Regions from separate parts of the Mus musculus genome. Here region 1 is linked to region 2. The links are chromatin loops, found by intact Hi-C in ENCODE. Cell type or tissue: left cerebral cortex. All regions are shown on one strand. Each heading gives the region's core, and the rest is flanking DNA. Links, peaks and the distances in the headings are about the cores only.

Region 1 (6,068 bases), core at 629-5,628, 89 kb before region 2:
ATATAATTGTCACCCTATTTTCTTTCTTGCTTTTAACGCTGTTTTTTGAAGTACCAAAGGCATCGCAAGGGTCCATCTGAGGATTCTTATCAGATGAATGCTGTTCACAGATTGGCAATGGCAATTCTGAGGCAGCGTTGTAGGCTTGCTGTCTTTCCACCCTTAATTATCTCGTATTTCATCGTTGGGTTCCTTATGTTTCTCATCTTTAAACACAGTCTATTACGGGCACAAATCAAACATCTATGAATAAGAAGAAAAACAATCTAGCATCCTAACCATCTCAAACAGCTCACACTTAAGACAACCCAAGCAAAGGCTGCACGCGCATCCTTACCTGACCCCACTGACGCACTGTGTGGACCTTATCATACTTCCACAGGCCTACAGTCTCTTACTGCATGTGAATTAAATCTTACATGATTACGTATAGATTTTTTTATGAAAGTGTTTTTTTTTAATTACATGTACATCTGTGTATGTGGTTATGTGCATGGGTGCAGGTGCCTGTAGAGACCAGAAAAGGACATCGGATCCCCGGGAACTAGAGTTACAAGCAGTTGTGAGCCATTCAGTGTGGATGCTAGGAACTGAACTCAGGTCCTCTGCAAGAGCTATGTGTACTCTGAACCTCTGGGCCCTCTTTCAAGTTCCCACTTACAGTGTGGGGGTGGTATGTGTATGTGCAAATGTGCTCATGCTTGAGTGCACTAGTGGAGGCTAGAGGTAGGTGTGAAATGTCTTCCTCTATTGCAGCATTCTCAATCTATGGTTCATGACTCCTTTGAGGGTCTACTGACCCTTTCCAAGGGTCACCTAAAGCCATGGGAAAACACAGATATTTACAATTTATAACAGTAACAAAATTACAGTTATGAAGTAGCAACAAAGCATGCTCCCCATGTCCACAACATGAGGAATTATATTAAAGGGTCACAGCACTAGGAAGGTTGAGAACTGCTCCTCTACGGCTCTCTGCCTTATTGTTTTGAGACAGAGTCACTCACTGAGCCAGGGACTTCCCCATTTGGGCTGGCCTGCCTGGCCAGAGAGCCCCGAGCATCCACAGGCCTCTTTATTCATGGCACTGGGAGCAGACAGAAGGCCACAGCAGACTTTTGCAGGGGTTGGGGATCTGACCTCAGGCTTTCCTGCTTGTGCCGTAGCCACTCATCAACCTCTCCAGCCCTTCTTAGTTTCAGGCAGTGACACAAACGTGTCCTGTGTGCTCCTCAGTCCATCTCATCTTCTACTAGCATTTGGTAAACCCTTTAGCAGCATCTCAGCCAGGACCCTGGCTTTGACGAGAGCTTTGCTAGCATAAGAGTTTCTCACGTGAACATACTCACCCCTTTTCATCCCCAAACTCTAGAGACAAGTAATCTTATTTCTATTATTTTCTCATCTTGAGACTACTATAAAAAAATAATAATTGTAGGCTGGAGAGATGGCTCAGCAGTTAAGAGCACTGACTGCTCTTCCAGAGGTCCTGAGTTCAATTCCCAGCAACCACATGGTGGCTCACAACCACCTGCAATGGGATCTGATGCCCTCTTCTGGTGTGTAAAGATAGTGACAGTGTACTTACATAAAACAAATAAATAAATCTTTTTAAAAAAATTGCAAGACACAACTTTGAAAGTTGACTTTACTCTGCCTGGTGTAAGTGCCCAGGCTCACCTAAGGGATCTCATGATCCCATGTGTCAACAGCTGGTTGCTTTGTATCACAGTGTGCCGTCCCCTGGCATGGATGTTCCACATTTGTTTAACCGCCTAGGTTGTTTCTACATTGGGACTGTTAGGAATAAAGTGACTGTAAACACCTTTATGTGAATATACATTTTCATTCTTTCCTGGGACAAATGTCCACAAATGCAAATGCTAGTTGGCACAGTAATTTCATGTTTAAGTTTTTAATGACAAATTTTAAATAATAGTGTTTGAGAGAGAGAGAGAGAGAGAGAGAGAGAGAGAACTGACTAAACTAACTTTCAGCGTGGCTGCACCATTTTCCACTAGCACCAGCCAAGCACGACTGTTTCCATGTCGCTGAAGATTTACCCACATTTATAACTGTGTTTCATCAGTCATGATAGGTAGACAGTGATAGTCCATTGTAGTCTAAATTTACATTTATTTAAGGGCTAATGAGGATGGACATCATTTTTAAAAATCTGTGTATGTGACTGTGACAGAGAGAGAGAGAAAGACAGAGGGGTAAGAGAAAGAGAGAGGAAGGAGGAAGAGGAGAAGGAAGAAGAAGTAGTAGTCACAGAGAGAGAGAGAAAGAAGGAGGAGGAGAAAGGGGAAAAAGGAAGGAGGAAGAGGGGGAGGGGGGAAGGGAGGAGGGGGGAGGGGGAGAGGGAGGAGTCACATCTGTGCCAGGGCCCTGAGGAGGTCAGAGGACAATCTTAGGTGTGTGTCCTTAGCCTCCTGCTTATTTGATACAAGGTGTCTTGTTCCCTGCTGTGCACATAAAGCTTCCAGGGATCCTCCTGTCTCTCCCGCAGTCTCACCGTAGGAAAATTGAGATTATTAGAGACATGTTTTTTACATGGTTTCTAGGAATGTGAACTAGAGTCCTCATCCTTGAGTGACAAGCCATGACCTCAACCTTTTATTATGTTAACTGTATATAGTTTTCTTTGGTGAAATGTCTGTTCACAACTTTTTGACCATTTTCTATGTAGTGAATACCAGTCTGGAACTCATGGTAATCCTCCTGCCTCAAACTTGGGATCACAAGTATGAGCCATTACACTCACTTTTGACCATTTTATAAATGAATTTTTTAGAAAAATTTTTGAGCTTTGAGAGTTCTTATACATCCTAGAGGCTAGTCTTTGATTGGCATGTGGTTCTCAAGTGTTTTCTTCTCATCTGTAGCTGGCTTATTCTTCACTTGAACAAGTCTTTTGTAGAACAAATGATTTCATGTTGCCACAAATTTATCAACATTGTATGAATTTCTCCTTTGTTCAATAACAAAGATTCTGTCCCATTTAAAAAAAATAATAAATTTAGGAGTTTCACACCTTATAGTTGAATCTGTTACCTCTTAAGACAGCTATGGTCCCTGAACCCAAGTCTCCTAGCCCAGGCTCTTAGTGAGCTAGGACAAAGGATTCAAAATGTACTTCCTAGAACAGAAAGAAAGGCAGCCCTGGTTCTGTTTAACATCACGGCACAGGCACCAGTCACAGCCAGTACAGGTATTCTGAAACTTGCCAACAAGTCCAGGTGTATGACAGATGAGCCAATGCTTTACATGGTGACAAGATGCAGGCTGCCTGCATGCCATTTTGTGGTGGGCACTCTTGAGTGATGGTGTGCCTGTTGAGGTCAGAGGACAACCTCAGGTGTCAGTCCTTGATTCCCACCTAGTTTGACAGAGTCTCTTGTTCTTCACTGCTGCAGACACCAGGCCAGCTGTCCAGCAAGCTTCTGGGTGATTCTCCTATCTCTGCCTCCCATCTTATTGTAGGCGTGCTGGGATGACAGACACACACTCGCATCCTCCTACATCCAGATTTACGTAGGTTCTAGGAATCTGCACTTTTGCCTGCAGGCTTTCATGGCAAGTATGTTTTCCCACTGTCTTTGTTAGAGTTTTACTTTTGTGAACAGATACCCGCATGACCAAGGCAACTCTTATAAAGATAACATTTAATTGGGGCTGGCTAACTGCTTCAGAGGTTCAGTCCATTATCATCAAAGCAGGAACATGGCAGCATCCAGGCAGGCACGGTGCAGGAGGAGCTGAGAGTTCTATATCTTCATCTGAAGGTTGCTAGCAGAATACTCTCTTCCAGGCAGCGAGGATGAGGGTCTTAAAGCCACACCCACAGTGACACATCTACTCCAACAGGCCATACCTTCTAATAGTGCCACTCCCTGGGCTGAGCATATATACAAACCCTGACAACCACTGAGCCTCTCATCTAAGTTGTTAAGGCTTTTTACCATGATGATGCATAAAATTCTTCACCATGATGGAGCTGCCCCTACTCTCACGCCAGCTTGCAGCATGACAATGCTCTTATTAGACCAGGGTCACTGAGCCACCCTGGAGGAGTGTGATTCACAGGCAGCTCAGGAGACGGGAGGGGGGGGGATGGGCCATGCCTGGCTCCCCAGGAGAGCGGAGCCGCCATGCACTCCTGCCTCCTCACTGGTGCACCTTGATGAGCCACTCCACAACCTTCAGGATGGGACAGCAAAATCAGCTGTTCCTGGGGACATCTTGTACCTAATTTCAAAGCAAGGTCAGAGTTGATCTGTAACTACCTCAGAGCACTCCCGGCTCTCAGACCCTCTGCGGAGGCGAGGAAAGAGAGTCAGTGTATTCACAAGAGGAGAAGCACTAACTGGGGGCCACTGGCCTGATTCATTTCACAGCTGTGGTCTTCTTTGATTTCTTCGTAATTTTCTACACTACTGCTTTCAATTTGATACTGTCTGGGCCTGGGATGACAATGCGAATGGGATAACAGATGATGAACTTAAAATACCGAACACAATCCTACTCGGCCTGCGTGTACGTCCAATCAATATGTCACTCGGAAGGAGGAACCATTGGCCGCTGGGCAGAGTTGGGAATGTGAAATGTCACAGGAGTCCACGTGCATTTCTTATGTACTTAGGAGCTGTCACTGAAGCTGCCTCACTGTTCTAGAGGGGAAACCAGGCTTGTTGTTTGGTAATTGGCTGCCTTAGACAAATGAATCAGAGGCCCACCAAGGGTCCTGGAAGAGCCTTCGTGTGTTGTCTCTTGCTCCACCCGGCAGGGGTGCTGTGTACTGTTGCAGGTTATATATACTGTGCACAGTTCCCATCGCTTACGTGTCGCTACAGTTCGTGCCAAGAGCTATGGAGTCATTACGACAACGTGCATCAGCCATGTTGCTGATTAGCCCAGACTGAGTATTCCTAAGGGCTCGTGGAATGTCACAAAATGGGTCACGAAGATTCAACCACCCTGCACTCACGTCGATAGCCTGAAAGATCTATGTATGGACTCTGTGAATAACTAATACAGTTAGCTTTCTGTCAACAGGCTCAGGAGAGTAAGAAACCATTCTGTTTATTCAGTAAAAGCATCGTGTCCAGTATGAGTGATGTGTGTGTGTGGTGTGTGTGAGTGTGTGTGTGTCTGCGAGCATATGCTTGCCCATTAACAAGCAATATTTGACATTATTAAAACACGGTAAACCTGACAACATTTCTATCATCCTATTATCTGTGTACGTGAGCTGTGGAGGGTGCGGAAGGTGGAAGGTCGTTCTTTCTTTCCACCACAGGTTCTGAGGATCAAACTCAGGTTCGTCAGAGTTGCATGGCAGGTGATTTTATCCAGTGAGCTCTCTCGCCAGCTCCTAACAAGTTCTCTAAACATGACCTTTCTATACGGAGAGACACACCAGCAAGCAGGAAGACAACTTACTGCAAATGTAAGACTTTAGGACCTGCTGGGACAGACAGCTAGGGTACAAGGGAGACATTTCAATCCCCAGGACCCACACGGTGGAAGGAGAGAACTGACTCCCACCATTGTCCCACGACACATACATGGACACACGCAGAAACATAAAGTAAAGTAAACCAAGAGGAAGAAGGCAATCGTAGAGAAGACAGTGGCCAAAAAGGTGCTTCTGCACTCACACCACAAACGCAAGGGGTGGGGTCAACGAAGATGGGTTCACAGCAAAGCCAAGCACGGTGCCCAGAGCTCCCCATGGGCAGCCATGACTACTGTGGTGGTGTTTTCTCACGAGGATGATTCTGCTGGGTGAGCTTGACCACTGTTTGCCAAACAGTGTCAAACCTTATTCTTCAGCCATCTGGTACTTCTGTGAACTGCCAGGGTCCTCCATTGAACCCCATTCCTCTGTCCAAGTATTTATCTTGAGTACTGAGTGAAGATATTTTTTTCTTCGTTTTTAATTATGTGTGCACCTTTGTGCCCAAGGCAGGGAGGTGTATAAGCATACAAGCAGAGTTGCCCTAGAAGGCCAGAAGACCTGGATGGAGCCTTTGGAGCTGGAGTTATAGGTTGTGAGCCACTGA
Region 2 (6,068 bases), core at 469-5,468:
CTTGGTGGTTAAGAGCACATACTGCTTTTCCGGTTCAGTTCCCAGCACCCACATGAGGCGGGTGACAACTGGCTGTAATGCTAGCTGCCAAGGAGCCAGTGGACCTGCCTCACCTTCATAGGCACCTCCACTCATGTGCTCAGAGACACACATAAATAATCTTTTCTAAAAAGGATGGTCAAGGCTAGAAATAACACCCAATTGACAGTGTGTGTGCCTAGCACACGTGAGGCCCCGGGTTCCAGCCCCAATATGGCATCAATCAGGTAAGGTGACACACATCTGCAATCCCAGCACTTGGGAGATAGGGGCAGGAGGACTGAGAGTCCAAGGTTATCCACAGCTCTGTAGCCAGTTCAAGGCTAACCTGGACAACAAGAGAGCATCCGTTGTCAGATGTTGGCATCTGGCTGCATAGCCTATCATACAGATTTGGGGAAATGGCAAATTGAGTGGTCTTCTGAAGGCCAGCTTTCACATCTATGACCTGGAAGACAGCAGACAGGCTCAGGAAGTCTCAACAAATGCAGAATGTCTCACCTCAACAGGATACCATCACCTCCCCTTTGTCCAGCACTGAAATACTTTTGGGAATGCCCTTTGCATCAAACCATGCTCACAGGGCCCACCTCTCTTCTAAAATGTTCAATCTGGCTTAGTCTGTCAGGTCAGGAGCCCTGGAGTTCTCTCAGTCAAAACCCTCAGGTACCAAACCCACAGCCTCTCTTGGGTCACTGCTAGAAAAAAAACCAGAAGCCTACATTTCTAGAAGGCTACACTTCCAGAGGAAGAAGGGCAATGCTTGTGATGAGTTTTACCTTGAAAGCATCCAGATTTTTCTGACCGGACATTATTATGATATAAGTGTAAACTACACCCCCTACACACACACACACACACACACACACAAACACACACATACACACAGGCTCCTGTGCAAACACCTGGTCCCCAGGTGGAGATGCTGGGGCCTTGAGGAAATGAGTCTTGAGGTTTACAGCCTGGCCCTGCTTTCTGTTCACAAAGATCTGAGGAGTCCCAGCCACACTCTCCTGCTACTGTGGAACCACAAAACTACCTGACATCACAGAACCATCTCCTGTCATCCATTCCATCAAACCAGGAGCCAAAATAAACCTCTCTTCTCCTTAGATGCCTCCTGCCAGGCGTTTGGTCTGTGGTGGTTGTGTAAATTCAGCCCTCACACAAACACAGTGGGAACACCCTGACTCAGCACTAATAGGAAATCCAGAGGGGACTGAAAGAAAGCTAAGCAGACCTGTATGTGAGTCCCAGGGGTAGTGAACACAGCAGCCTGGCTCATCAGCTCGTCCGCAGCATCTGTCCTGAGGGAAGACAGTCTGAACCGACTAGGAATCAGCTCTCGGGGAGGGGTTACCATACACTCTCATGCATTCAGGGAAAGGGGAATGAGTATGGTTTTACACAGCTAGGTTCTACTGGAGGCTGGCACAGAACACAACACTGAGAGATTAAAGAGAAGAAAATGATGGTCTGGGGAGATGGCTCAGTGGGTAAAGCACTTGCCACACAATCAAGAGGACCTGAGTAAAATCCCCAGAGACCAAATAAAACCAGACACAGTAGAAATAGTGTTCTGTAGGACTCATATGAGCCAAGATGAGAGTCAGAGACAGGAGAGTTCCCAAGCAATTAGTTAGCCTGGACTAGTCATGAGTAAGAGGCCCCATCTCAACCAGATGGAACAACAGGATCAAAATCCAATATTGCCCTCTGATCTCTATACACAAGATATCACACACACACACACACACACACACACACACACACACACACACTGTCCCCACCAACAAAACTTCTATATCATACAAACCTTTAGTTTCAACTCACGTTTGTTGGCTAGTCTTATATCAACCTGACACAAGCTAAACTTATCTGGAAAGGACGAAACCAAAACCTCAACTGAGAAAATGCCTCCATAAGATCCAGCTGTAAGGCATTTTCTTAATTAGTGGTTGATGGGGGGAGGGCTCAGACCACTGTGGGTGTGCCCATCCCTAGGCTGGGAGTCCTGGATTCTATAAGAAAGCCGGCTGAACAAGCTATGAGAGGCAGCCCAGTAAGCAGCACTCCTCCGTGGCCTCTGCATCAGCTCCTGCCTCCGGGTTCCTGCCCTGCTTGGCCTCCTGTCCTGACTTTCTTTGATGATGAACTGTGATATGGAAGCATAAGCCTAATAAACCCTTTCCTCTCAAGCTTGCTCTTGGTCATGGTGTTTCACCACAGCAATAGAAACCCTAACTAGGGCATCATGTTGGAAGCTTCCCAACCATCCCCCATGCCCACCCACGTCCCTCAAGGAGAGAGAAATGGTGTAAGGAAAGGAATGTTGGGCCTTAATTCTCCTGGCAACAGCAGCCTGAGATGTGGGTTTCATTGTCCAGATGGGATGTATGAGTATAGCTCAGAGAGGTTGCATAATTTACCTGAGCACACACAGCTACACAATACCCAGAGCCCAGGGCTTTGGACTTTTTTTCCCAGGTCCAAGCTTCTGCTAGGAAACTAGCAAGGGGGTGCATGCTAGTCAGAAAGGATGCGTACTTCACTTCAGCGCAGGCAGTTAAAATACACCAAGGGCGACTCGGAGCTGTAACTCCCCATCACAGCTCATGATTTATGCAGGCATTTCCCATTAGCTCTAATGGATGTGGGGAGCATAAATCTCGGGGCGCAGCTTCAGACAGGCTCTTGTGATCTAAATGCCACTAAAATCAATGGCATTCTCCTGGTATTGATACAGCGCTGTGTTGCTTCATAAACGGGCCTGATGAGGTTGTCTGCTGCAGCCTGTGTCTTTGGTGCTCCTGTTGAAGGAGGTGGTGCTCCCAGATAGAAAGGCTAAGGGCCTAGATAGGAGCATCATTCCAGAGGCGGGACACTGGGTTCAAATCCTGGCCCCACTCTTGGCAGTCACTTGACCTAACAAGCTATTAAAGGACACGTGAGTGTCAGCGTCTTTGAGATTGGGCATCAAATGCGTATAGCCCTTGAGACCAGCTCCTGGCTCCAAGGTAAGACTTGTCATAGCCATTCTTAGGGGAATTATCCAGCTTGGTCACAAACACAGTTGAGCCCAAAAGTCATTAGGCTCCTCTGGCCACCTTCCAGGTAGAATTTACCACAAAGCCCAGCTGGCATAGAGGCCTCAATTTGCCAAAGAAGCCACTTTGAAGGGTACTCCCCTGAGGTTGTACAGTGCCTAGAAGATCAAGTGTGGGATGGCCAACCACCAGGCTCCATTCCTGAATGGTCATGAGTGGCATGTGACTCTTACAGTCACTTGTCCCATGTTCTCCTTTCTTTGTTCACACATCAGAGAGAGCCACTGTGTAAGACCCTCTCATCAATACTCACAGGAAGTCTAGATCAAGTCCTGCTTCTGATGTCAAAATCTAACAAATACTTAAATATCTAAACAAGAATCTAACAAAATCTAACAAATGATTAAATATCTGAACAAAAAAATCTACAGGGCTGTGGATGCACCTTGGTTGACAGAGTTCTTGCCTGGCTTGCACAAAGCCCTGGGTCAGACACCCAGCCCTGTACAAAGACCAGGAGTGGTGGCAAAGATCTGTGGTACCAGCACTCAGGAGGCAGGGGGATCCAAATTGAAGGTCATGCTGTCAGCTGAAGAACAAGTTCAGAGCATGCTTGGAATGTGTGAGGTCTTGTTTCAAAAAGAAGAAGGAGAGAAGGAAGGGAGGGAGGGAGGAAAAGTAGGAGGTAGAGAAGGAGAAGAAAGGCTAGGAAGAAAAGAAGGAGATAGTGAGGAAGAGAGGCAGAGGGACTGTGAAAAGAAAGGGAAAGAGAGCAGAAAGAAAGGATGGGAGAAAGAGAGAGAGAGAGAGACAGGGATCTACAAAGAGATCAAGGACAAGAGACACTAAATCTAGAGGCTTCGGTGAATCATCTCAAAGTCAAAAGTCAAAAGAACCATTCATTGTGTTTTATCTTTCAAAAATTAAAACTAAAAATTTGTGAACAGATGCTCATTTCAGTTTTATTTTAAAATTTATGTGATAATTACAACCCCACTAATTATTATAACAAATGTAATAGTTTGTGGGTGGGAAACTATTCTGGTCTTACTGACCTCTGGACAGGTCCAGAACTCATTGATGCAACTTTGTGCCATAGACAGCCATCCATAATGGGGATACAGATAAAAGTCAAAGGGGCACAAAATCCCACAGACATACAGGATCCCCAAGAAGAAAGGATTCATACAATGAGCCAAGGAACCACACATTTTGGGTGGCTATCAGGCAGCCTTACCCTCCCCCACAAGGAAAGTCCTCTATTTCCATAACAGCCCTGTTTGGGCCAATATACCCTCCAACCAGCAAGCTTTCATCTGGCTGCATGAACCAAACAGCTGGGTCCTAGTGGGCAGTGACAGGGAACAGTGTGCAGTGACAGGGAACAGTGCAGTGACAGGGAACAGTGCAGTGACAGGGAATAGTGCAGTGACAGAGAACAGTGCAGTGACAGGGAACAGTTCAGTGACAGAGAACAGTGCAGTGACAGAGAACAGTGTATCTTAGGTCTCTGCCTGAATGAGATCTGAAGACTTCAGAGAAGAAACATACAAGCTAGGAAACATGTGTTCTCTCTCTCTCTCTCCCCCAAACTGAAGTCAGGGACAGAGCTAGAGCTATGGCCAAGACCTGTTGGCTTTTTGTTGGTTTGAAATCCCTTTTCTCCTTCCCAGGCTCCTGCATTTTGAACTCTTGGTCCCTGACTAATGGCGCTGTTTCAGAAGAACTCTTAAGAGCTGAAGCCTTGCTACAGGAAGAGGGTCACAAGGTTTGGGCCCCACTTCCTGTCCACATTCTCCTTTTCTACCCAGATATGAAATTAAGTGGCCCAGCTGCACACTCCTGCCACCTCGGAGCCACCAGTTGCCATGCCTTCCCCTCCATGGTGGACTGGATTCTCTCAAACTGCGAGCCAAAACAAGGTCTTCTTCCCTTATGCTGCTTCTGGTTGGGTGTTTGATGGTGGTAATGAGGCATGGGAACTCCCACAGTCCAGCCCCATCAGGCACCGGATGCCTTACCAGGTAGAATACCAGAGACACAGTAACAAGGTGGTGGACAGGGACATTGGCTTCTCCTAGGCTTTTGCCCATGTGCCCACAGAAGAAGTAAGTCACTGCATACAGCTCCAGAGACCCAGCAAGACTCCAGGCTGGGGACTCATAGTGATGACATGGGCAGAGGCAGCACCACAAAACCTCCCATCTAGATTAGACACAGTGTGGACCCAGCACCAGCCTAGATGCAAAGACCAGTAAAAGCATGGTCCACTTTATCAATGGGTGAGCGCAGGTATGGCAAGCAGCATAGCCCAGATTCTGGCAGGCTGGCTCAGAAGCCCAGTCAGTCACCTCACGCCAAACTGAGAGAGCTTTATATTAGCGGGTGGCTGAACAGTGTCTGGCCCAGGACAGCTGCTAAAAGCCCACTGCATGTCGTTCCTAATTAGGCTGAGTCTACACCTCCCGGCAGCTTAACAACGCAGAAAAACGTGGCAAGTGAGCTGCGCTCCATAAAAACTTCTGCCAAACCTCTCAACCTCTGCTGTGAGGTTTTTGAAGGCAGGAATCCAGTCAGGTCCTCAGTTTCCCTTCCATGTGCCGCTCCTGCTCCGTGTGGCTGCGTGATACTGATACCCTTCGTGGCATCTGCTCCCTGTTTGGGCATGTGCTGCCCTGGCATGCTCTCAATGACTGGTGCGTGGTAAGCAGACCGTAGATAACCATTGCAGGGTAGACAGACGTGGATGGATAGCTTAGGGGCTGTAAGACATGGCAGAGACAAGAGCCCTATGCCAACCTGTAGCTCCATGCCCCTCAAGGGCTTGAATTGACCCATCTCCTTACAGGTCTCTGCATGGATTCACAGCAGGAATGGCCCTATCTCAGCTCCTTAAGCCTAGACTCTATTCAGTCAAACCCTCAAAATGGTTCTCAGTCATTTTAAATATGGAAATTTTATCCCAAACAGAATAAAGTGCTT

Evidence for each region. Hi-C counts contacts between places; a loop is a spot of excess contacts. Peaks named below come from ENCODE experiments on the same cell type or tissue, not always from the same donor. Only the 100,000 strongest peaks of a DNase experiment are listed, where the experiment ranks them.
Region 1: a loop joins it to region 2, with 2.1 times the contacts of the local background. A loop is called at or near these places in 2 of 42 quality-filtered maps.

Annotation. Positions count from the first base shown.
Region 1 is chr11:52,751,480-52,757,547 of GRCm38, reverse strand. No RefSeq gene overlaps it. Among named protein-coding and RNA genes, the nearest start is that of Fstl4, 10 kb to the left of the region's middle. In left cerebral cortex, for the core only: no CTCF peak of the experiment used is centred there; a DNase peak (open chromatin) is centred at 3,506.
Region 2 is chr11:52,661,827-52,667,894 of GRCm38, reverse strand. It overlaps Gm30366 (a long non-coding RNA gene), which reads right to left. Exons shown (of 4, transcript XR_879838.2): 4 at 4,042-6,068. Among named protein-coding and RNA genes, the nearest start is that of Gm39823, 41 kb to the left of the region's middle. In left cerebral cortex, for the core only: no CTCF peak of the experiment used is centred there; DNase peaks (open chromatin) are centred at 1,289 and 2,353; H3K27ac peaks cover 729 bases.